3 separate regions of the Mus musculus genome follow, and all the other regions are linked to region 2. A link is a loop called in an ENCODE intact Hi-C map of the cell type or tissue named here. Cell type or tissue: left cerebral cortex. All regions are shown on one strand.

Region 1 (8,000 bases), 250 kb before region 2:
CTCTGTAGACCAGGCCAGCCTCGAACTCAGATCTGCCTGCCTCTGCCTCCCAAGTGCTGGGATTAAAGGCATGCGTCACCAGTGTCCAGCAGCAGCAAGCACTCTTTACTAAGCTGTCTCTCCAGTCTTCCTTTCAAAATTCTAGGTTCTACATAGAAGTCAATTTGGCTTTTGAAAAGCTGTCCCAGATATAGTGGCACTCTGCTACCCTGAGGGTTACTTCAGCTGTTGAGTGTTTGAGTTTGGGGGCACAGTCAGTTTGGTTGGGACTGTCATAGATATTTCATCTCCTAGTGCATAAAGAAGAGACCTTTGTAGTCTACAGTAGCACTTTTTTGTTTGTTTGTTTGTTTTTTGTCTTTTCTTTTTGTTTTTTTTTGAGACAGGGTTTCTCTGTGGCTGTCCTGGAACTCACTCTGTAGACCAGGCTGGCCTCGAACTCAGAAATCTGCCTGCCTCTGCCTCCCAAGTGCTGGGATTAAAGGCATGCACCACCACGCCTGGCAAGTAATATAAATGTTGAAATTTTTCACAGGTGAGTGTCAGTTCTTAGAATTTTAAGTCCCAGTAGCTCAGGAAGAAATGGTTTTGAAAGTGAAGGATTAGGGGAAAACAGCAGGAAAGCCAGAAAGAAAGAGACAATTGCTATCCCAACAGCCTGTACTGGGCAACCAGGCCCTCAGGAGTCACCAAGGAACACTACAACCCCAGGGAGTCTGGGCCCACAGTTAAGCCTTTCTAAGTAGGGTCCCTAAGATCTGGACAGTTCCACTGACCATACCGGTTTCCTGTAGCAGGAGGTGACCCGCCAGCCCTCAAGAGCAGTCTGGACCAGGAGGTGACCATCGAGATCGTGCTGTCCAGCTCTGGGGATGAGGACTCCCAGCACAGCCCATACTGCACAGAGGAGCTGAGGAGCCCTCCAGAAGACCTGCACAGTGTCCCAGCCCACCAGAGCAACGCTAGTGCTGAGGGGGAGGTGCAAACCTCACAGAAATCTTACGTGTGCCCAAACTGTGGAAAGATCTTCCGCTGGAGGGTCAACTTCATCCGGCACCTGCGCAGCCGCAGGGAGCAGAAGCCACACAAATGCTCAGTGTGCGGGGAGTTATTCAGTGACAGCGAGGACCTGGATGGTCACCTAGAGACCCACGAGGCCCAGAAGCCCTACAGGTGCACTGCCTGCGGGAAGAGCTTCCGCCTCAACTCACACCTCATCTCTCACCGCCGGATCCACCTGCAGCCAGCCAGCCAGCAGCCCATGAAGAAGAGTGAGGAAGAAGCTCTGGAAACAGAGGGCACGGGTGCCAGCGACCTGCTGGAGAAGAGCAAAGCCAAGCTGAGCTTCCAGTGTGGGGACTGTGAGAAGAGCTTCCAGCGGCATGACCATCTGGTGAGACACCGTAGACACTGTCATCTAAAGGATGAGACCCGTCCCTTCCAGTGTCGGTACTGTGTCAAAACTTTCCGACAGAATTATGACCTCCTCCGCCATGAGCGCCTGCACATGAAGCGACGCTCCAAGCAGGCTCTCAACTCATACTGAGCAGGGTGTGGCCCCACAAGCCAGCCCCTGCCCCAGCACAGAACCCTCACCACCTGCCCTTTGCTCTCAGGTAGTGTCTAACTTCTGGTGCCATGCCTCTTGCTCCCCAGATAAAAAGCAGTCCCCTGCGCATTCCTTCTACTGTGCCAAAACCCAGGGAGGTGATCCAACCTCAAGACCTGCATCTCTGGATCTTCAGCCACTTGCTCTGGCCCTCAGTGGGGCTGGGCTACCCCCATCCCAGTGGTGTCTAGGGATGGGGTGAATACAGTAGGGAGCTGGCCAAAAGCCTGCACTGACGTCTCCTCAGAAGTCAGCCTGGGTTTAGTCAGGGTGTCAGCCAGGGGAGCATCCCACAGATCCACCGACGGCCAGGCCACTGGCCATCAGGAGGTCACATTTTGAAAGTTAATGAATTTATCCCCACATCTTCTTTGTGCCCCAAGACCCTTCAGAAATGTGTGCTGGAAGTTGCCTGTCACCACTCACATTCCTTCCCGTCCTGTCTAGGAGCTGAGAGCCAGGCCCTCAAGGCTCTTCTGGGCAAGCCCTGCCCTGGAACAGAAGCTTCTGTGAAGTCGTCCTTCATGGGTAGAGATTCCAAGGCATTTATTTAGCTTCCTAGCGCTGTCGTCACTAGTACTAAACATAGGCTCTTCTAACAGCACACAGCATTGTCACAGTTATGGAATTTGCAAAGCTAGGTCCGGTGTCAGTGGGCTGGTTCTTTCCGAGGCTAGAAGGGGGAATGAATCATTCTGGGCCTGATGGTCACTGACACTTGTCTGTCCCCGGGGACTTGTACAACCATCTCTCCATCTTTGCCTTCATCTCCGCTGTGTCAGTCTCCAAGCTTACCTTTTATACAAGGATCCCAGTCTTGGGTTGGGGCTCACCCTGTCTACTGTAGCAGAGCCCCACCTTCATCTGGAGTGGCCATTTCCAAATACAGTCACATCCTGAGGTACTAGGAGTCAGGACCTCAACACTGGGGTTTGAGTGGACATAGCCACAACTCCAGTTAATCCCATGGTGCTGTTGCTGTTCCTGCCTCAGATGAACCAATGCAACCTTGAGGCAGCCATTCCTTTGAATGTTGAGCTCAGTTGTCTGCTTTCAGGGCTGCTGTCCTCTGCCAGGGAGAATCTTCATCCATGGCCTTTAAGTTCAGAGCCTGAGAGTCTGGGAGTTGTTGTTGCTAGGAAACCTCAAGCAACCAAACACGTGGTCCCACACTGCCCTGGCACACTGGTGTTGGCCAGGCTCAGTGTGGCTGTGACTGGACCTGAGAGCTGCAGGCAGCCAGTGGGCTGTAACGGCTCTCAGCAGATAGGAGGTTTGGGAAATGAGTTCAAGGCCTCTGGTGCTCTCTGTCCTGATTTTCACATGAAGAAGCCTCTAGTCCAGACCCAATCAAAGACTCTTAAGACTTTGGAACAGAGTTTCTTTTTCTGCTCAGTGCATCACCCAGAAATAGTAAATGCAATAAAACCATTTGGTCACACCTTGGAGAAGAAATAAACTGTGGAAGCTCTTAGTTTCTAAATAGTTTTCTTCTATCCTTGTGTCTGGAGAGGGAGGCGTTGGGTCTCTGTGGTCAAGGGAGGGAAGCCTTGCTCACGGAGACCAGGGTTTTCTATTTATCCTGTCGCCTGAGCTTCAGTTACCCAGGGAGGGACATGGTGCTCTTCACCTGTGTACTTGTCAGCTAATAACCAAACTTGCAAGGGTTAATAAAGGAGGTGTCCGAAGCATGCACCAGATACGGTCAGGGAGCCCTCACTGCTGACCAGAGCCCGCCAGGGCATCACCATAACTGGAATGTCATTTCTACCTATGCTAGCAGCCCGGTAGAAGCTCAAATCCTAGGTTTCTTCCTCTCAGGAGTAAGTAGGAGTTACCTGTTTTGAGGAACAGTGGCAAACCTCCACTAAACGTCCTGTCCTTACTGGGTCACCTTAGTGTTCATCTCCCTTCTGGCTGCTGCTGTCTGAGGCCTCAGCTGAGAAGTGTCAATTCACTTGACTCCTCCATGCCTCCTCATAATGGCCCACAGAAACCTACAGGCCGACACTGGACATCCAGGCTCTCCAGTCCTCTGCTTCCCACAGCTGGTGCAGGGGCATAATAAAAACTCAGTGAGTTGAGATTCATGTTAGACTTCAGTAAAAATAGTGTGAAGCTGGTTATCAGAACACAGGTTTATGGTCCTAGCAATTCACCCTGGCAGGGACTCAGGTGAGAACAGTGGCCCACAAGGTCCCTCCCTGACAATGCGTCACAGTGAGAAGGGAGTCAACCTGTTAGTGGGGATCTGGTCCAAGTTACTCAATGATTTTCCCTCAGCCAAGAGCAGAATTTAGACCAGGCAGTAGGAGGGAAATTTACATCACCTTGCTGGTTCCATCAAAGGCCAGACACTTTTCTTTTTTTAACCCTCAGAACTCAGAAGTAAGCCCAGGGCCTTCTGCTTGCTATCACAGGGCTGTATTCCTAGCCTCACTATTACCGAGTTTCCCAAGCTGGCTTTGAACTTGAAAACTGCTTCTAAACTTCCTGAGTAGATGGATTGTAGGCTTGCTTTGGGGTTGTTTGTAGGACTCACTATCCAGACCCCCAGTGATATGACTCTCTAGAGAAGCCCAGATGTTGAGACAGGATCTTTCTGTCCTGGACCAGGCTGGCCTCAAACTCATAGAGATCCTTCTGCCTCTGCCTCTCCAGTGCTGAGTTCTGGGATTAAAGATGCGGGCCACCACACCCAGCTGGGTTTTTGTATCAACACTTTGTATGATCTTGTTTATTTCAGGAGTTATATGAGTGTTTCCATCAATACCTTTTGTAGCATTCCGTCTTTTGCCATTTCTCCAATATCTAACTGTATATTTTTCCTGTTTCCTGTCCCAGCTCATGCGGTAGTGTGTGTGTGTGTGTGTGTGTGTGTGTGTGTGTGTGTGTGTGTGTGTGTGTGTGAGAGAGAGAGAGAGAGGGAGAGGGAGAGGGAGAGGGAGAGAGTTTGAGGCCAGCCTGCTCTATGTAGTGAGTAGAGAGACCCTATCTCAAAAAGACAAAAACCAAACAACAAAACCAACAACAAGACAAAGTTTCAGCGGAAGACAGTTTTCTCTCGTCAAGGCCTGAACTCTGAGAACTGAGGTAGCGAAAACTAAGGGAGAAGTCCTTTCCTATACACCCTTTCTGGGTGAGCTGGTAATGCCCCTTCTAATCAGGTGATGGGGGAATGCGATTCAGTTGGGGGTCTCATGCTACCAGAGATGGACTACTGAGGGTTCCAGTCACCTAGAAACCACCCCATAAACTGAGACAGAACTTCATCTCTTTGGTTTTCAATTGAAACAAACAAACAAACAAAATGAGTGTGTGTTGTCAGTCACAGGAATTGGGCCTACCTTGAGATGTCTGTTCCGAGCCTCCTCAGCTTGGGGGCTGTGAACTGAACTCTTGCTCCCTCTGAAGGAGGTATGTGCACCTGACCACTAAGCTATCTTTCTAAATGGGGGGGGGGGGGGGAGTTCAATCAATTAATCTTCATTAGTGTAGCTAATGCCATGGGATCAAATTGGGAGTTGCTGAGCTCCAACCTGCAATTATACAAGCAACCACACGAGGTCACCATAAGCTCAAAGTATTTTAGACTAACACACTGGATTGAAAAGAAAAAAGGATTTTGACAAACATGGGAAATTTTAACATGGGACTTGAAAGAACTCCTTCAGCAAATTGGACAGTTTGTCCCGGCAGTCCTGAGGTGTCATTTATAGATGGATCCAGAAGGAAAACCACTGGTTGTGGTGGTGCACATTGGTAGGATTTGCTGAAAGAGGCAGAAGCAGGAGGATCAAGAGTTTGAGGCCAAACCGGGCGTGGTGGTGCATGCCTTTAATCTCAGCACTCAGGAGGCAGAGGAAGGTGGATTTCTGAGTTCGAGGCCAACCTGGTCTACAGAGTGAGTTCCAGGACAGCCAGGGCTACACAGAGAAACCCTGTCTCAAAAAAGAAAGAAAAAGAAAAAGAGTTCAAGGCCAGCCTGGACAACACACATTTTTGGGGGGCTGGAAAGATGGCTCAGTGGTTAAGAGCACTGACTGCTCTTCCAGAGGTTCTGAGTTCAAATCCCAGCAACAACATGGTGGCTCATAGCCATCTGTAGTGGGATCTAATGCCCTCTTCTGGTGTGTCTGAAGAGAGCAATGGTGTATTCATATACATTAAATAAATAAATAAATAAATAAATAAATCTTAAAAAAAACAAAACAAACAAAAAAAGAAATTCAGCAATTCCTTACTGGACAGCCTCAAGGGTTGATACTTGGTCTCAGGGCCTTAGGAGGGTGGAAAGAGAGACAGTGCTCTTGGCTCTGGCCATCTCAGAGAAGCTCCTGCTGAGGAGTGATGAGGGGAAACGCCCATCCCTTTCACCTGCTTTGAAGACAGGTCCTATGCTGGAACTTCCAGAGTGGAGTAGGGCCTCCTGCCTCCGACCAGTTCCAACATTGCCACCAACTATGTCAAATCAAAGTTTTAGAGTGGAGGAGATGTAGGGGGAAAGATGTGTTTGTTCAGATACAACAAATGCTAGGGAGAAGGAAGGGGATGGCCCAGCAACTGTCGTGTAGTCACTAACAGCTTGGCCACGTGCCATTTGGGAATATGCTCACATGTTTAACAGTGAGAACATTTCATCAGGAAGATCTAAGCTGGGATTAAAGGTGTGTGCCACCACTGCTGGGCCAAAGGTGAGACTCTTAACCCGGTCTTGAGAATGTGAGCCTGGCTGCTCACCTGCAATGCACCCACTCGCTTGGGGACTTCTAGAACCTGCATGGCGTCTGTGACTGTCCCCATAACTATTGCTGTTTTGTTTTCTCAGTCAAGAAGCATTTCATCTTTCAGATCATCCAGGACAGGGACAGAAGTGGCTGGTTAGTGTGACACAAGAATGACCTTCTCAGCACAATCTGATTAAAGATGCAGGTGGTTTGTCTGGCTGGACACCTGTATAGCTTCACTAGCAGCTGCAGGCAGCTTTCCTGGCTCTTGGGTGCCCCGAGCAGAACCCTTTGGTCCTGGTGGCAATGGCAACTCCCATGGTGGCTCTTCCTGCTCAGAAAAAAATTTAATTTTTTCCTAGTTATTAATGGGGGAGGGGTTGGTGTGCATTCCATCTCTCATGTACAGAAGGTAAAACACCAACCTGATTCTGAAATAGAATATACTAATAGGTAGAAATTGAAAAGGATGTGTGGGTGGGCTGGGTAAAGAGATGTCAAGTTAGCCAGGCGTGGTGGCACATGCCTTTAATCCCAGCACTCGGGAGGCAGAGGCAGGAGGATTTCTGAGTTCGAGGCCAGCCTGGTCTACAAAGTGAGGTCCAGGACAGCCAGGGCTATACAGAGAAACCCTGTCTTGAAAAACCAAAAAAAGAGATGTCAAGTTTAGAGTACAAGCCATATGCACGTCCAGGAAACTTGACACTAAGCCCCTGTGGATGTGTATATGTTTCAGATGTCAAGCAAAATAAACTATTTACCAGAAAGAATAAACATATACTGAAGCATATGAATATGTAAACATATACAAAATACTTCGTTCTCATGCATGTTGTATAGCAATTCTTTCTAATTGAAACATCCCATCTTGGAGAAAGGTTCATTAAGAGGAAGAATGGGGTCTTTGAGAGACGGCTTAGCAGTTAAGAGCACTGGCCAATTGTTCCGAGGACCCAGGTTTGATTCCCAGCATCCTGATAGGATCTCATAGCTGTCTGTAACTCCGGTACAGATCAGATGCCCTCTTTTGACCTCCAAGCTTAAACAAGCACACATGTGTTATGCAGACATACATGCAGGCAAAGCACCCACACCCATAAAAATAAAATGAATAATTTTTTCTAAAGAGTCAGGAAGTAGAGGTTGGTGGTTAAGAGCTGCTCCCCCCCCCCCATTAATAACTGAAAGAAATCAAAATAAATTTTCTGATCAGGAGGTGCTATCATGGAAGTTGCCATTGCCACAACAAGGACCGAAAGGTTCTGCTCCAGGAGACGGAGAGTCAGGGCAGCTCCCTGCGGCTGCATTTCTAGATCACCGGAGTTCATTTCTCAGCGCCCATGTGGCAGCTTGCAAACATCTATGATTCCAGTTCCAGGGGATCTGATGCGTTTTTCTGCCCTCCAAGGGTACCAGGCTCATGGCTCATAGACATACACGCAGGCAAAACACCTGTACACATAAAATAAAATTATACAAAATCATCTTTAGAAGACTCAGGAAGTGTACGAAACTTACAAGGCTCAGGAAGTAAACATTCTCAAACTGGAGGAAAGTCCTCAAATGTAAAAGATTCTGGAGGTCTCCGCCCAGGTCATACAGCTGTAAAAGCAGTAAGAACTGCTGCAGAGAAGGCTCTCTGACCTGTCACACTGCCTGAGACT
Region 2 (8,000 bases):
TGTTTTGGTTTTTTTGTTGTTGTTGTTGTTGCTGTTGTTGTTTTTTTTAAGACAGGGTTTCTCTGTAGCCCTGGCTGTCCTGGAACTCACTTTGTAGACCAGGCTGGCCTCGAACTCAGAAATCTGCCTGCCTCTGCCTCCCAAGTGCTGGGATTAAAGGTGTGCGCCACCACACCCGGCAAGCAAGTGCTCTTAATCAATGAGCCATTTCTCTAGCCCCTTTTATCTTATTAAAATAGGGATCCCCCTACCTCTGTCTTTTGAGGCTGCACTTAAGCTAGGCTGATGTGTTTATCTGGCATTTACATGGGGTTTTGTGGATCTGGTCTCCAATCTTGTTGCTTGTGAAGCAAATATCCTCTGATCACTCAGGCAACTCAGATCTGAGACAGAAATCACAAGTTTTAGGACTCAGCTATTAAAACTAAGATGGTGTCCTTTCACTTGCTGTATTGGACAGAACGAATAGACACTATTGTAAGGGAAAGAAGTCAGCTACAGAGAGACAAGTGTTATGTGTTCTCACTCATTAAAGAGAAAGGCTGACCTACCTTACCAGAAGACAGGAGAATACTGGACACTCAATGCTCAGGAAGGAAGGAAGGGACAGAGGGAGACTGGGTGATGGAAGTCAAGGTACAGGCATGGAGCAGGAGTAAGTTCCGCTACTCCACAAGATGGCAAGAAGATCACAGCAGTAAGTTCACTGTTCTCCATAAAGACGTGAAGGGAGAACCGGGCGTGGTGGCACATGCCTTTAATCCCAGCACTCGGGAGGCAGAGGCAGGTGGATTTCTGAGTTCGAGACCAGCCTGGTCTACAAAGTGAGTTCCAGGACAGCTAGGGCTATGCTATACAGAAAAACCCTGTCTTGAAAAACCAAAAAAAAAAAAAAAAAAAAAAAAAAAGATGTGAAGGGAGAGCCCAAGGCTCTAATACCAAAACAGTGACTGCTTGAGGAGAGGGAAACACCACAGGGTGCAGCATGCGTGGCTAGCACACTGTGCCTTGTATCATAATCATAGTGTATCAAATTTTTTTTAAAAATTGACCTTGCTGTTTGGGAATGCGGTCTACTGCATTCAGAAGGGGAGGAAACTGGAGCTACCCACCAGAGGGTGATAAAGCCAAAGTGTACCGTGAGGGCCTTCACCCTCACCACCTCTGCATCGAACCATTTAGGTGTGGCATGAAGCCAAGAACAGAAAGAAAACAGTCCTTGACTGCAGAGATGGCCTTCCAAGCAGCCAGCCAGAGCTGAACTGAGGTGACATCTATATATACCATCCCAGTAGCAGAAATCTTGGCCTGAGTGAGGGGCTATACATGAGATGGGGAAACTGAGGCTGGATTAAGTATAAGGAGAAGCAAGATACTTAAAGAGACTAGAACTGAGAAAGGTCCCGGAGCCAATGCTCTCCATTCCTGGACCTGCGCTGTGATTCTCTGGACTGCTGGGTAGACCAGGTTGAGCTCACCCCCTGATGGCCATACATTCCCTGGGACTCAGGACAGGGCTACCCCCTTGTGGCAAGGGAGAGTTCCTTCACAACTGTCCTGGAATAGGCAATAGGAGATGGATCTTGTATAGAAAAAACAAACTCAGTTTCTCCTGTAGTCTCTTGTCACAGCCAGAACAGGGGACTTCAGGGATTCCAAAAGGTGTGGGGACTGTTGCTCTCCAGAAAGCAGCTCCTTCCTTCCCACTTAGTTCAGGCCTGAGGCTGTGTGTCTGGAGCCTCAGATCCCAGAATTGTGGGGAGGGAGAACGGGTCTCTAAGATGTCCCCACTTTGGTGCTGAAGTAGGCCCCAGGGTGTATTATCTCTCCTCCTGCTAACCAGTATCAACGTGGGGTTCTGACAGGCAGTGGTGGTGCACACCTTTAATCCCAGCACTCAGGAGGCAGAGGCAGGCAGATCTCTGAGCTGGAGGCCAGCCTGGTTTACAGAGTGAGTTCTAGGAAGGCTACACAGAAGAACCCTGTCTTGAAAACAAACAAACAAACAAAACCAATCAAACAAACATACAAACAAACAAACAAACAAACAGGAGTTCCTAGACACTTCCTTGGGTTGTACTCATTTGCTTGCAGAACTTGTGTTGACTGGTTAATCATGAGAATAATTATCAAGGATACAGATGAAGAGACAGGTGTTAGAGGTCAGGTATGTGGAAGGCTTCTATGCCTTCCCTGGCCACCCTCTTTCTCCCGCCCAGGACCCCTCCACATGTTCAGCTTCCAGGACTCTCTGAACATCTATCTCTAGCAGTTTTATGGACACTTAGTTACACGGGGACACTGATTAAACCACTGGCTATCAGCAATCCAACTCAATCTCCATCCCTCCTTCTTTGGGGGTTGAGATAAGGCTGATGAGGGTCCCCACCCTCTGATCTAGCCCTGGTCTTGCAGTGAGCAGCCCCACCTGGTAGCTACCCAGGGGCTGCAGAAGGTTGGTTTATCAGCACAAGGATTACACTTCACTACCAGATTCCTAGAATTTTAGGAATTGTGTTCTAAAAAACAGAAAAAAAATCTTCTCAGTCTTCAAGACCTGGAAAAGGGAGTGGGACAAGAGTTCAGGAAGGGCAGGGCTCTCCCTGTAGCTCTCCCTCTGGGGAAGTGATTAAAGCTGTAAAGTTCCACCTGTAAGCAGGTACTAAGGGTCCAGAGTTTTTATTGTATGAGCACGTTGAACATAAGACATAATACCAAGTGGAGTTCTAATGAGACTCAGTGCTGCACAGACTCAGGGCACTGTGAAGTTATGTTTTCAGCCAGTTAGCCTGCTCAGAAACTCCTGCTGGAAAAGGCCCCTAAGAGGGACTAGAGAGATGGCTCAGCAGTTAAGAGCACTGACTGCTCTTCCAGAGGTCCTGAGTTCAATTCCCAACAACTACATGGTGGCTCACAACCATCTGTAATGGGGTCTGATGCACTCTTCTGGTGTGTCTAGGGACAACTGCAGTGTACTCATATAAATATTAATTTTTTAAAAAGATTTATTTATTACTATATCTAAGTACACTGTAGCTGTCTTCAGATCCACCAGAAGAGGGCGTCAGATCTCATTACATTACGGATGGTTGTGAGCCACCGGTGATGTGGTTGCTGGGATTTGAACTCAGGACCTTTGGAAGATCACTGAGCCATCTCTCCAGCCCCATAAATATTAATTTTTTAAAAAGTATTTAAAATAATACTTCAACTTAAAAAAAAAGTGGTCTGGTGCAGCGCTGAGCTCCCTGTTGGCATAGGAATCCCAGAGAACACTGTAGTCTGTCAAATCACCAGAGTGCCTGAGCCCTAAGGGGTCAGGGAAAGAGATGTGGAGGGCAAACTTCAGTGGGCTCCACCTCAGGTGTGTGTGATACACGTATGCACAAGTGTGCACATGTATGTGTGTGTATATATATATATATATATATATATATATATATATATATATAGAGAGAGAGAGAGAGAGAGAGAGAGAGAGAGAGAAAGAAAGAGAGAGAGAGAGAGAGAGACTTCTACATCTCTAAGCATCAGTAGCCTGGCATGAATGCCATCCATCTTACAGAAACTGCAGAAATTGCCTGGGGCACAGGATGGGGTCTTCAAGGCACACACAGTTCCTTTCACCTCACTGAACCTCCTTTCTCTGGTCTTACTCTAGGAGTCCATCTGTCTCTTTAGCAACTGACAAAACCAGGAGGCCAGGCCCCTGGAGATCCACGCCTCTGACTAGGTGCTTAGGAGTAAACCTCGTAGTAGACTAGTCTACAGAAGAGGCCCTGGACTTTTCCCTGGCCTATGATCAGCTGAAGTGGAGGTTTGAGGCCATCGGCACTCCCAGCTTTCTAGTACAGGTAGCGGAAGGATCCTGGACAGCCACACGGACAGCTTCTTTCAGTCACAGCTCACCTCGCCCCCTCCTGGCCAGAGCTGGTCCATCCAGGGACCTCAGATAGGAAAAGGGACTCCTGGTCTCTAAGCAACCTTGTGGAAGAGTTAGCCTCAGTTTACCCGAGCAATTGCTATTTCCTGGTAGGGTCTGTCCCTAGTCATGCCCACTCAGGGCTCCCACACATATGTTTTCAAGCCCCCGCCACCCCACTGGGACAGGGCTCAAAGCAGAAGCACAGATGAAAGAAGGAAGTAAGTTTCTTCACTTGGGAGTAGGCATCCAGCAATCTGTCTTATCATTTTCAAAAAACTGTATCTTACATAAACCCCATCTTGTCTCTCCATATTGTTTTTCAATTTGCTAAGTTCCTCCTCACAAAATAAAGTTTCTTTGGCTTTCTATTTCTTTTAAAAATTTTAAAGATTTTGTTTTTTAAAAAATAAATATTTTTAAAAATTTAAGATTTTTTTTTAACTGTGTGTGGTTTATGCACGTGCTTGTGGAGGCAGAAGCTTCAGAGTCCCTGGAACCGGAGTTATGGGCAGTTGGGAGCTAGGAACAGAGCTTGGGTCCTCTGTGACAATAGTATGAAGAGTTTCTTCAGTTCAATTGTCCAACTTCCTTTTTAATACACACTTGGGGATGGAGTGATGGTTCTGTGGTCAAGTCCACTGCAGCTCTTGTAGAGGAACTGGGTTTGGTTCCCAGAAACTGCATAGTAACTCAAAACATCAGTAGCTCCAGTTCCAATGGATCTTCTGGACTTTTTGGGCACCAGGCACCCATATGGTATACATACATATTTATAGACACTCACATATATAGATAAAATAAGTAAATCTTGAAAAATTATATATATTTAAGTGAATATACAATTTAACATTCAAAGTTCATGTGCAATATGAAAATTTCACTGTGGCTTCAGCTGACCTGGGGAGGTAGGAAGAGCCTGCCTAGGTAGGTATCCACTTCAAATGTATCATCCATTACACATGTGGATATTAAATATCTACAAAGGCTGTTTAAAATTTTAACTGACACAAATAATTATTTACGGGGTACAGAGTGATGTTTTGAGCGGGACTACAATGTACAGTGGTCACATTACAATAAACAGAATGACTACCACCCTGTCTCCATTTTTTCATAATTTTAGCCTTTTTAGGTACAGAAAGGGAGTTTGGTTCTTGACTATTAGCCTGCGGTTTTCTGGACACCCCATCTCTTTGTCGACTTATCCATGAGGCTAAGACAGGCTTCTGGCATGGCTGGAATCACAGGTCTCAGGAGATGTCCTGCCATTTCTCCAGGGTTGGTGGCAGGCAGCGACACCCAAGGCTTTGTATAAACACTTGCTGTGTGTTGAGGGTGAGAGAGAACAGGCAAGCACCCCCATAGACGTTTACAGAAGCAGCATTTGAAAATGGAGCCCTGAGCGATGGAAAGGGATGTGTTAGGGTCAAGAAGGTGACTATTGCATCGAATCCTGCCAGGCTCAGCACCCACAACTCTGGGGAGAAAGCTCTGGAGGTCTCAACCCCCAAACACAGTGAGGATGCCCTGTACCCTGTGCCTGGACACAACAGTGGCTGAAGCAGGCCCTGGTAACAGAACTGTCTCCTGCTAACTCAATAGATAGGGCTCCAGGCTCAAAAGAATCTCCCAGGGCCCTCAACATCTCCTACCTGTGGGACTTCTCCCAACAGCACACGGGGTGGAAGAACTGGATAGGGAGGACAGAGCCTGGGCCTGATTCCTGCATCGATGGGGAGAGTTAACGGATTCCTCCTCACCTGCACCCTGAAGGAGGCCACCCCATCACTGCCTCTCAGGCAGTGCTATGCCCATGCAGGTGTCTGGTCCTCTCAGTCAGCTCTGAGCGTGCACACAGGTCCAAGACCAGTGTGGAGACATGGTGCTTGTCTGACATTTGGCCTGCGCCTCTTCCCACTTTGGCCATCTGTCGGTCACATCATTCTCTTCAATTCCAGGGCCCAGCTGGAATATCAGAGACCCTGGGGTACTGTGAGAAGGACATTACACCTCCTAGGGCTGACACGACCTTCCCACTCTGACCTTGGCGCTCTAGAACGCTTACTGGCCTCAACCCCCGCATCCGCGGAATGGGCTGGAATTCCGCAGGAAGGCGCGCGTGCGCACGCGCCGGCGGACACGGAACTCCATACACCACACCCTTGCTCGTTCTAGTGCCGGGAGCCAGAGTGCTAGCCCGGGACCCGATCCGGAAACAGAGCGACCTCGGCTCCGCCCCGTGAAGGCTACAAAGTGCAGACGCGCAAGCGCCATCCGTGTGGGGGCGGGGCCCTCTGCGTGCCCGCCCTCTTCCCCCGGCGTGCCCCGCGGCAGGCGCTGACGTGGCTGCCGTCAGCGCCGCCATCTTGTGGGAGCGAAACCAACGCCTGGCTGGGAGCAGCCGCCGCGGAGGTGAGACGCGGGGCGCGCTGAGGCCGAAACTGGGGAGGCCGCGGGCTGGTCATCGTGGGAGTCAAGGGGGCGCTCAGCTGCGGCTGCTAAGGACCGAGTCCGGTCGGGCGGCCTGAGGTCTATGCTCAGTGAGCTCGGCGGCAGGCCGGACAGAGGATCGGGACGCCCCGGAGTCCCGCGTCGCCCACGGCCGCTTGGCCCTCCCCCACTCCGCGGCCCTTACGCCTGCCTGGCCGCCCGCCGCGGGCCGCAGCCCGGAAGTCCGGCCAGGACGCCGGCTCTTCTCCAGGAAGCCAGGTTTCCTGCTGTTCCTCTCTGCGCCTCTCCTAGGCTCCACGGCCCGAGAGCCTGGGAGCGGGGAGCAGGGTTCGGGGGGTCACGGGGTTTTCCTTCTTAAAGGCTAGCCGGCCGCTTCAGATACGGCATGAACCGCGGGCTTGGGGAAACTGAGGCTCGGGTGGCCCCGAGACGACGTCAAGGTCACTCGGGTGGCGAGGTCTTCCTCTTCTGTCTCTCGAGTCCGGTTCCTGTCGGCCTGGAGGACCGAAGTTGTAGGAAGGGGGAAGGGAAAGGGACAGGTGTCGGACAGGGGCTCCGAACTGCGGATCCAGGTGCTGGGATTTAACACGCGCATTTGCGGATCTCGGGGGATACCAGAATACCCACTGTGATCCCCAATTAGCCGTGATTTGGGCCCCGAATATCGTCGGTGAGATCTGCATTGGGGTGCCGATGGCCCCCGGAGGGGTTTGAGCCTTGTTTCGCCTCTTGACCGGCTCCTTTATGCACTTTTGGGTGGATTAGAAAGGCCATTCTGAATTGGAGAATCTTTAACCTGCCCATGGAATAACCCGTTCCCGGCCTCTGAGCAGTCCGCAGGTACAGAGACCAGGTCCAGTACACAATTCTGGCTGTCCATTTAGGGTGGTCGTGCCATGTCAGTTTGTAGTGTAGGTAGCTACATATGTTGTATGGTCTAGCTACATAGAACAAATGCAAAATGCTAGGGATTCTGTTCACATCAAGAAGGAATTCTCCCATTCAAACAGCAACTGGCTGCTTTGTCAGGAAAGGAAGGGTCAGCTGCTCTTGGTCCCAGAAGTCATTGGAGAGCCCAGTAGTTGATGCCACAACCCATGTTGGAGTCTTCTGTTGTAGTTCTTGTTTCACAACTAGTGGTCAGCAGTTTTTCCTGCAGGCTGATTCTGGTGGTTTCTGCCGTGTCTGTCAGAAGACTAGTGAGGTGCCATGGTGCTTTGTGTGCTGGCCTCGTGTCTCTCCTCTGTCTTAGCCAGTATCCACAGTGCCTGACATAGGTGACTATAGTGTCCTCACTTTTGAACTTTTAGCAGCACTAGCAGAAATAGCCTAAACTATGAGATTTGATGCACTGTGTTACTACCTGGTTTCTCTGTTTCTCCAGAGAGTTGTGTGGTGTAAGGGCCAGTCACAGATGTGTGAACTACATTGTCTTCTGTGGCATAAAGGTTTCCCTTATTGGAATGTCTCTCACTTATCCTTAGATTTGAAAATGGGTCTGAGTCACTGGATCACCACACTGTTCTCTTGCTTGTGAGGCAGATGTACAGAATTGCTACTTCAAAAAGGTTTAGGAGCTAGATGGTAGAGTGCTTTTCTAGCCTTCGTGAAGTCTTGGTTTGGA
Region 3 (8,000 bases), 68 kb before region 2:
AGAAATTTGTTGTTTGTTTTTTTCTTTTGTGCAAGACTTTTTTTTTTAAGATTTATTTATTTATTTATTATATGTAAGTACACTGTAGCTGTCTTCAGACACTCCAGAAGAGGGAGTCAGATCTCATTATGGATGGTTGTGAGCCACCATGTGGTTGCTGGGACCTGAACTTTGGACCTTCAGAAGAGCAGTCGGGTGCTCTTACCCACTGAGCCATCTCACCAGCCCCCTTGTGCAAGACTTTTATTAAATTGTTTTTACAAGACAATATTCAGACGCCAGATACAACTCCCAGGCCCTGTTTTTCTGTGGGTACTGGCTGGGGCGCAGAAAATGACCTTCTGTTCTTCTGTTGCGACAGTGGGGATGTCATCGCTGGGTTCCTCAATGCTTGCTTTGCCAGGCAGGGACTCTCAGTCTTACCTCCTGCATCCCAGGGAAGAGTGAGCTTTGCTTTGAAGCCCAGCACATCCAGCTGAACACATAGTGAGAGCAGTGTTGATAGCATCTCCACTGTGGATCCCCAGCCCACCCACAGACGTCATGGCGTCTATCCTTGCTGGTCCCCTCACCACATCCTCAAAGCCCTTGGCTCTGCCCTCTTTGGTGAACTATAGAATGGCTGGAAAGGCCCTTCTATCTGTTTCTTTTCTTCTTTTTCCCCTTTCCCTTTCCTTCCTCCCTCCCTCCTTTCCTCCTCCCTTCCTGTCCTTGGCCTCACTATATAGTTAAGGAACTTAAATTTTTGATCTTCCTGCCTCTCTTTACAAATACAGGGATTAGTTGAGTATTGTGCCATCTTATGCAGTACTAGACACCGAGTTGCATGCTGGGAAGTGAATCCCCATACCTCCCTCTGGACCCGCTCTCTTTCTCTGTTTCTTTTAAAAAGCAGGGTCTTAAGTATCCCGGGCTGTCCTTGAACTCCTGATCCTCCTCCTGCCTCCAGCTCAAGTGCAGAGATGACAGCTGTGCACCATCCTACCCTGCTTCATCCAGAGAATTTCATCTATTTTAAGATTTTTATTTATTTTATGTATATGAGCACACTGTCTTTGACACACCAAAAGAGGGAATCAAATCCCATTATAGATGGTTGTGAGCCACCATGTGGTTGCTGGGAATTGAACTCATGACCCTTGGAAGAGCAGCCAGTGCTCTTAACCATGGAGGCACCTCTCCAGCCCCATCCAGAGAGTTTCTGACTACAGGTTCTGCCTAAGTAGTGTGTACACACCTTCCATGGCTGCTCTTCCAGCCTGAAGCCCCATTGGCCCTCAAAGATGTTGCTACATTTATCAATAGTTTTTGTTTTGTGTTTTGTTTTGTTTTGTTTTTAAACTTTCCACTGTTTCATACAGTTGACCTTCCGTGTCTGAAGGAAAGAGAGAGACATCTGTTGATTGCTAGGGCTGATCTGGCCATTTGGCTGTTGTAGAAGATGAAGCCAAAGGTCACCCTCAGGTCTCTCTCTCTGTCTCTCTCTTTCATGTTATGGGCTGGAGAGATGGCTCAGTGGTTAAGAGCACCGTCTGCTCTTCCAGAGGTCCTGAGTTCAATTCCCAACAACCACATGGTGGCTCACAATCATCTGTAATGTGCATCCAATGCCCTCTTTTGGTGTGTCTGAAGACAGCTACAGTGTACTCATATAAATAAAGATATCTTTGTTTAAAAATTATTTATTTTGATTTTACATGTATAAGTGTTTTGCTTACGCATGTGTATTTGATGTCCTTGGAGGACAGAGGAGGGCATCAGATGCCCTGGAACTGGAGTTACAGACAGCTTGTAACCTGCCAGGTGGGTGCTAAGAACCCAGCCCTGTGCTCTTTACAAATGCAAAAGGCACTCTTTACAGCTGACTAACTCTCCAGCTCAACCATGCATCCCTGTACCTCCTCCTAAGGGTCTGCCCGTCCCTGTCTCCCGTCCCTGTCTCCCGTGTCTCCCCAGCAATGGGATTAGTAATCTGCACTGCCTGGCTTTTGTGTGGATGAGACCTTTGGTCCTTCCTGCACAGCAGATGCCTTGCTGCCTGGTCTCTCTCAGGCTCTCTCTGGTTATTTTGTCTTCTCTGAGGAGGTCCAGAAGGAGTCTTTGAAGCCCTTGGGAGAAGAGCTGAATTGAATTTGGGGTGAGTATATCCCCCAGGTTTATGTGTTGAGATCTTGGCCTTCTAGGTAGTGGTATTGGAGACCATTAAGAAATGATGCCCAAGAGCTGGAGAGTTGGCTCAGCAGTTAAGGAACACTTGTTGCTCTTGTACAGAACCCAGTTTGTGCTCATAGGATGGCAGCTCCCAACTGTCTTTAACTCCAGTACTAGAAGAGCCAATGCCCTCTTCTGGCCTCTGCAGGCACTGCACAAAAGTGGTGCGTAGCCATATAAAATATAAAAATAAATGAAAAAAGAAAGAAGGGCTATCTAACGCAGGCTTGGGGGTTAACTCCTGAAATCCCAGCATAGAACATGTGCCTTTTCTAACAACAATGACGTTAAATGAGAAATCAATAAGTATCAGCTGGGTATGGTGAAACATTCTTATAATCACAGTTCTCAGGAGATTGGAGCCGGAGGATTGCCAATTCAAGGGCAGCCTGGGCTACAGAATGAGAGCCTGTCTCAAAGATATGCTGTTGTTTCGCCTTTCCTGGTGGCACAACCTTTAATTCAGCACCCAGAAGGCAAATCAAGCCTGCTCTACACAGTGAGTTCCAGGACTGCAGGGCTGTATAGTGAGACCTTACTTCAAGGGGAAAAAAAAAAAAAAAGTGAGATCAAGTGGAAGGTGACTGGTTCGCCGGTACTTAAAGTGGTAGAGTTGCTTACAGTCCTCGTCCAAGTGCATTGTTGTTTTGTTGTTGTTGTTGTTGTTTTGGTTTTTTGTTTGTTTTTGTTTTTTTAAATCCCTCATTCTCTTTGGCTTCCTGCTTTCCAACAGATCTCTCCTGCCTATTCGGGTTCCCATCATAATTTCAGCTTCCCTCTCCAGAGTCCAGCTTAGTTGCCCAACGCTAGACTTTGAGCCTCCCAAACTGCTTCTAAGTAAACCTTTGATATTCTCTATAGGAAGACAAGCTAATTAGTTCAAGAGGCAAGGGAAGGCAGGAGAGGTATAACCCACCCCAATGAGAAGCAGAGTTGCAGAGGAATGAGACGGGGTGAGGAGATGGATTGAAACGTCTGAAGGTGCCAAGGGCTCAAGTTCAGACCACACTGTAGTGGGTAGAGCAGGGGCTACATGGGAAGACCAGAGTGGAGCTTTTCTGGGATGTAACATGCAAACAGCAAGCACTAAGGGTAAGGTGCTTTGGATGTCTCTATCTCACAGCGCTGTTCTACCTTCAGCAGATATGAAATTTTTTTTTGTCTCCCCCGGCCCCATGTCATTATCTTTTCCCTGGTTTTAACTCTGGGCTGGAAATATTCCTGATGACAGAGTCAGGGTTAGCCAAGTGCCTGCCCCACTGCAGCAAGAGACTACACTTCCCCTGCAGATGTTGCTTACACCTGCCCCCAACCAAGCTTATCTTGGCCAGGTGAGGTCCACAACTTAGTTTTTGATCTGGGCAAAACAAGCTGGGCCCCCAACTTCCAAGGCTGTGGAAACAGAAAGGTCTCAAAGCTGAGCTCACATCCTAAAGGTGTATCCAGCTTTCTCCCCTGCCCTTGAATGATTCATCTACAGGCTGAAAATGGAGGAGTAAGGTCATGACACCTTAGCCTCCCTCAACCAAGAAAGATGGTAATCCATGGATAAGTCCATTGGTCAGTGACTTTTCCTCTCCACTGTCTGCCCCTCACCCCACACACTTGTTCCCTAGGGAAAGAGTCTACATAATCAACCTGCCTGGGAAAACCTCTCCCTCAGGTTCCAGTGATCCCTCTGTCCCCTCCCCAGGCAGGCCTGGCCCATCAATGGTGAGGCTAGAAGAACCCCAAGTGGAAGGGAGATTTTTCCCATGGTTGTAAACATACTTCCCCTTTAAGATAAACATTTTTAGCTCTCCAATATGGAGTAGAACATCTGTTTGTCTTTCTGTGCCTGGCTTAATTGCTCTGTATCCCATCCTCTAATCAAATAAATTCCTATCACAAGAGACACCCATTTTCATGGCCGACAAATAAAAGTAGAGCAAGCCACGCTTCATTTATCCATCCCTCTGTTGGCGGCCACTTGGGTTTTGTTTCTTGGCCGCTGTAAATGGTGCTGTGGTGAGCATGAGCCTGCTGATGCCTCTTCAGCAGATTGGCTCCATTCTGTTTGCACAGTCATAGCTAGGTTAGGACAGGAATGTCCGCTGACATAAACGTCAAGGATGGTGACACCTCCATCTCCCAAGGGGAGTAACCTGCCTGGTCCACACAGAGCTTGGCACACAGCAGGGAGGAGTGACAGTCTCCACTGTCATGAGATGCACCATCCACACAAGCCAAAGCCTGACTTGGGCCATGGAACTGTGGAGATTTCTGAGAGGAGACACCACAAAATCCACAACTACAGGAATCCTGCTTCACTTGCAAAGGAACACCGAGTCCTTTCTAAGCTACTCCGCCCTGAGCATCTCCACAGGGTGGCAGTATTGACTGAAAAGCAGAACTCTGTCACTAAGAAAGGCTGAAATGGTCTCAAGCCTTAAACTTCCTGCTAAAAAGCCTGGGAATCAGAACGCCAAACATGAATCTATAGATTCTGACCCGCGGTGACACAAGTCTAGGGCTCCAGAGAGCCTCGGCATTGTGATTTCTTTCTAAATCTCCGAATTCCATTTTCTTATTATTCTGAGGTGCCCCCTTTGGTTTGAGAATCATAGGATTCCAGAGTTCAGGGCTCTATCTAACCAGCTGCTTGGGTCCTCGGATCTCACCACTGGTTCTCCAGTGTGTGCTCATCCCATCCACGACAAGGGATGTGATGCTGGCTCCACAGGCAAGCCGGAGGCTGGGGTCCTGCACCCATCTCTCTCCATGATGCCACACATCTGCACAGAAGGTCCAAGCAAAGGCATCTCACAACACTTCTGGAGGAAAAAACAAAAAACTCACACAAATGCACGAAACCAGTAACAACCACAAAGTCCTACATATATTAATTTCCCCTCACATACCTGTGGTGACATTGAATTTATAAACTGGGCATTCTAGGAGCTAAACAACCAAGCGCAGAATAGACAGAATTCTTTCCTTCCTCTCAGCTCTGAGGACAGACAACTCAGTTTTATGTAGCCCTTGACAAGCCCAGTATACTTCCAGTTTTTCTTTCTTTATTACAGACCTTTACCATTTTAATTAAAGGAAACAGTTTCTAGCTTCTCTAAGACATATTTGAATTCCAGGGTCACCACTCTTTGGAGCTCTTGAGTAAAGAGAGGGTCACTTAAATGGAGGCACAGTCGCTCTCAGAACAGAGACTTAAGGAGAGGGCAGAGTCCACAGTGTGGGTATGTTGGGGGTAATAACGGGATGATGCCCATTCTATATGAGACAGAGTCAGATTTCACCACCCTACACATAATGTAGGGACATTTAAAATTCATGAATTGTGTATTTCTGGAATTTCCCTCCACAGAGTTTCTGGACTTTTGGTGACTGTGGGGAACTGAAACCACAGAAAGTAAAACTTTGGATAAAGGCTGAGGGAGGGGGTGACCATAAGCATTACTATAAGCTAAGAAAATAAGGCACGCAGATGCGAAGGCATCAGGATCAAGTCATCCAGAGCTCCGTCAAGACGAACCTTGGTTACAGGACCTTGCTGCTATCTCAAATAACAAGAAAGAATGGAAGGAAGGAAGCAGGCAAGGAAGGAAGAGAGGGAGGGAGGAAAGAGGGTGGACCCAAGGTAAGAAATAAACAATCTGATAACAGATACAGACCAAGAAAAGTCAGCAAGACAAGATGCTGAAGCAAGGGGTGCAGTTGAGGAAGCAGACATCCAGACAGCGGGTGTACACAGAACCACAAATGGACCAGCTGCTAGGGCTGGACCTGCCCAGCACAAGGCCAGACAGAAAGCAAGGGTCCAGTCTGAATAAAGCCCTGCATAGGCTGGGAGCAACCACAATGCGTGCTGGGATGGAATATAGACTAAACATAGACCATACAAGCATCCTTGCACAGAAGGCAAAATGAGGTGACTCTCAGAGCTGGATCATCTTGAGTTGGAAGCCTTGCTTGCAAAGGCCCTGCAAAGGCACTCCATATCAATGATGGCCAGAGGCACAGCTGTGGATGTGGTAATGTTGTTGGTTCTGGAGAAGTTGTGGGGGGCGGGGGGTGGGGGGAGAAACACAGTTGTGGGATGAAGGTGCAAGAGGAAAAGCAGTCCCAGATGAGCAGGAAGCTCACCGGCTATGAAGAAAGGAACACACCATCAACAGGACGGAACAATCTACACAGACAGCTGTGTCTAACAGAGACAACTGCTAAGTGACTAAGGAGGAGGGTAGGACCAAGTAGGAGACCAGAGGTCAAGGTCAAGGAAGTTCACTCTTCAAGGACAGCCCCAGGAGCAGATGTGGCTGAATCACTTCTTTCCTTCCTGTCAGCCCCACACAACCACCTAGGGCACAGTCCCACTTGCTTACATTTGTGTTGTCTTTCTCAATAGTGTGTGCCAAGGCATCCCAGGGTGCACCTCGCCAGAAAGCTCCAAGTGTGGTGGAGAATGTCCCCTGCTGTCTGAGGAGACTGTTAGATACAAGTATGCTTCATTTTAGTGCAGATGGTTGTAAAGGCCTCTCACAGATCTTGTGAGGCTGGGCTTGGAGGCTGTTCCTACCATTAAAAGCAAAGATGGTGCACATATCTGTCTGTAGATACTGGTTTTGGTCTGTGGGAAACTACAGGTGTTGAAGAAATTAGCCAGGTTCAGTGGTACATGTCTTAAATCCTAGAATTCAGGAGGCAGAGATAGGCAGATATCTTCAAGTTAGAGGCCATCCAGTCTACCCAACAGGTTCCAGAATTACATAAAGACACCCTATCTCAAAGGACAATAATAAACGAACTTAAAGTAGCATGTGTGACTGGAGAAATGCTCATGGTTAAGAGCAATGGAAGTGCTTCTTGAGGATTGGGCTCTGTTCTCAGCACTTACAGGGCGCCTGGAAACCATTTGTAATTCCAGTTCCAGGAGATCTGATACCCTCTGGCTTCCTTCAGCATCCTTCATATGGTGCACAGACATATACACAAACAGAATACCCATACACATAAAATAATAAAACAAGAAGCCGGGCGTGGTGGTGCATGCCTTTAATTCCAGCACTCGGGAGGCAAAGGTAGGCAGATTTCTGAGTTCAAGGCCAGCCTGGTCTACAAAGTGAGTTCCAGGACAGCCAGGGCGATACAGAGAAACCCTGTCTCAAAAAGACCAAAATAAAAATAAATAAATAAATAAATAAATAAATAAATAAATAAATAAATAAATAAAACAAGAAGGTGTGGGTACAGAGAGAGAGAGATAGCTCAGAGATTAAAAGCACTGGCTGCCCTTCCAAAGGACCTAGGTTCAATTCCCATTATTGACATTGTGGCTAACAACTGTTTGTAACTCCAGTTCCAGAGAATCTGACACTCTCTTTCTGGCTTCAACAGATACTGCATGCACATGGTACACATACATATATACACACAGACAAAATTCCCATACACATAAAAAAAAAGAGGTTCAAAAGATGACTCAGTGGTTAAGAGCACTTGCTGCTCTTGCATAGGGCATGGGTTCTGTTCTCAGCACCCACATGGTGGTTTACAACCATGTGTAACTCCAGTTCCAGGGAATCTGATACCCACTTCTAACCTCCTTGGGTACCAGACACAAATGTGAAACCCATACATACATACATTCAGGGAAACATTCATATACATAAACAATTTTAAAGTAATAAAATTAAAAAAGCATATGTTGGCTGTGGGTGTGGCTTTGTGTCAGATGGCTTGCATGCAAATCCCTGAGTTTGGTCTCCAGTACTACACACACACACACACACACA

The links. A loop is a pair of places that touch in the nucleus more often than their neighbours do. Peaks named below come from ENCODE experiments on the same cell type or tissue, not always from the same donor. Only the 100,000 strongest peaks of a DNase experiment are listed, where the experiment ranks them.
Region 1: a loop joins it to region 2, with 2.3 times the contacts of the local background. A loop is called at or near these places in 21 of 42 quality-filtered maps.
Region 3: a loop joins it to region 2, with 5 times the contacts of the local background. A loop is called at or near these places in 23 of 42 quality-filtered maps.

Annotation. Positions count from the first base shown.
Region 1 is chr11:59,480,612-59,488,611 of GRCm38, reverse strand. It overlaps Zkscan17 (zinc finger with KRAB and SCAN domains 17), which reads left to right. Exons shown (of 10, transcript NM_172941.4): 10 at 795-3,092. The coding sequence ends at 1,546. Among named protein-coding and RNA genes, the nearest start is that of Zfp867, 12 kb to the right of the region's middle. In left cerebral cortex, CTCF peaks have their summits at 4,972 and 5,174; DNase peaks (open chromatin) are centred at 2,746, 3,483, 3,870, 5,195 and 2 more places; H3K27ac peaks cover 1,593 bases.
Region 2 is chr11:59,226,510-59,234,509 of GRCm38, reverse strand. It overlaps Arf1 (ADP-ribosylation factor 1), which reads left to right and starts at 6,243. Exons shown (of 5, transcript NM_007476.3): 1 at 6,243-6,337. In left cerebral cortex, CTCF peaks have their summits at 3,046 (motif pointing right), 3,910 (motif pointing left) and 7,531; DNase peaks (open chromatin) are centred at 6,190, 6,826, 7,514, 7,971 and 1 more place; H3K4me3 peaks cover 2,619 bases; H3K27ac peaks cover 2,231 bases.
Region 3 is chr11:59,294,722-59,302,721 of GRCm38, reverse strand. No RefSeq gene overlaps it. Among named protein-coding and RNA genes, the nearest start is that of Wnt3a, 8.0 kb to the right of the region's middle. In left cerebral cortex, CTCF peaks have their summits at 2,353 (motif pointing left) and 4,573 (motif pointing right); DNase peaks (open chromatin) are centred at 2,342 and 4,569.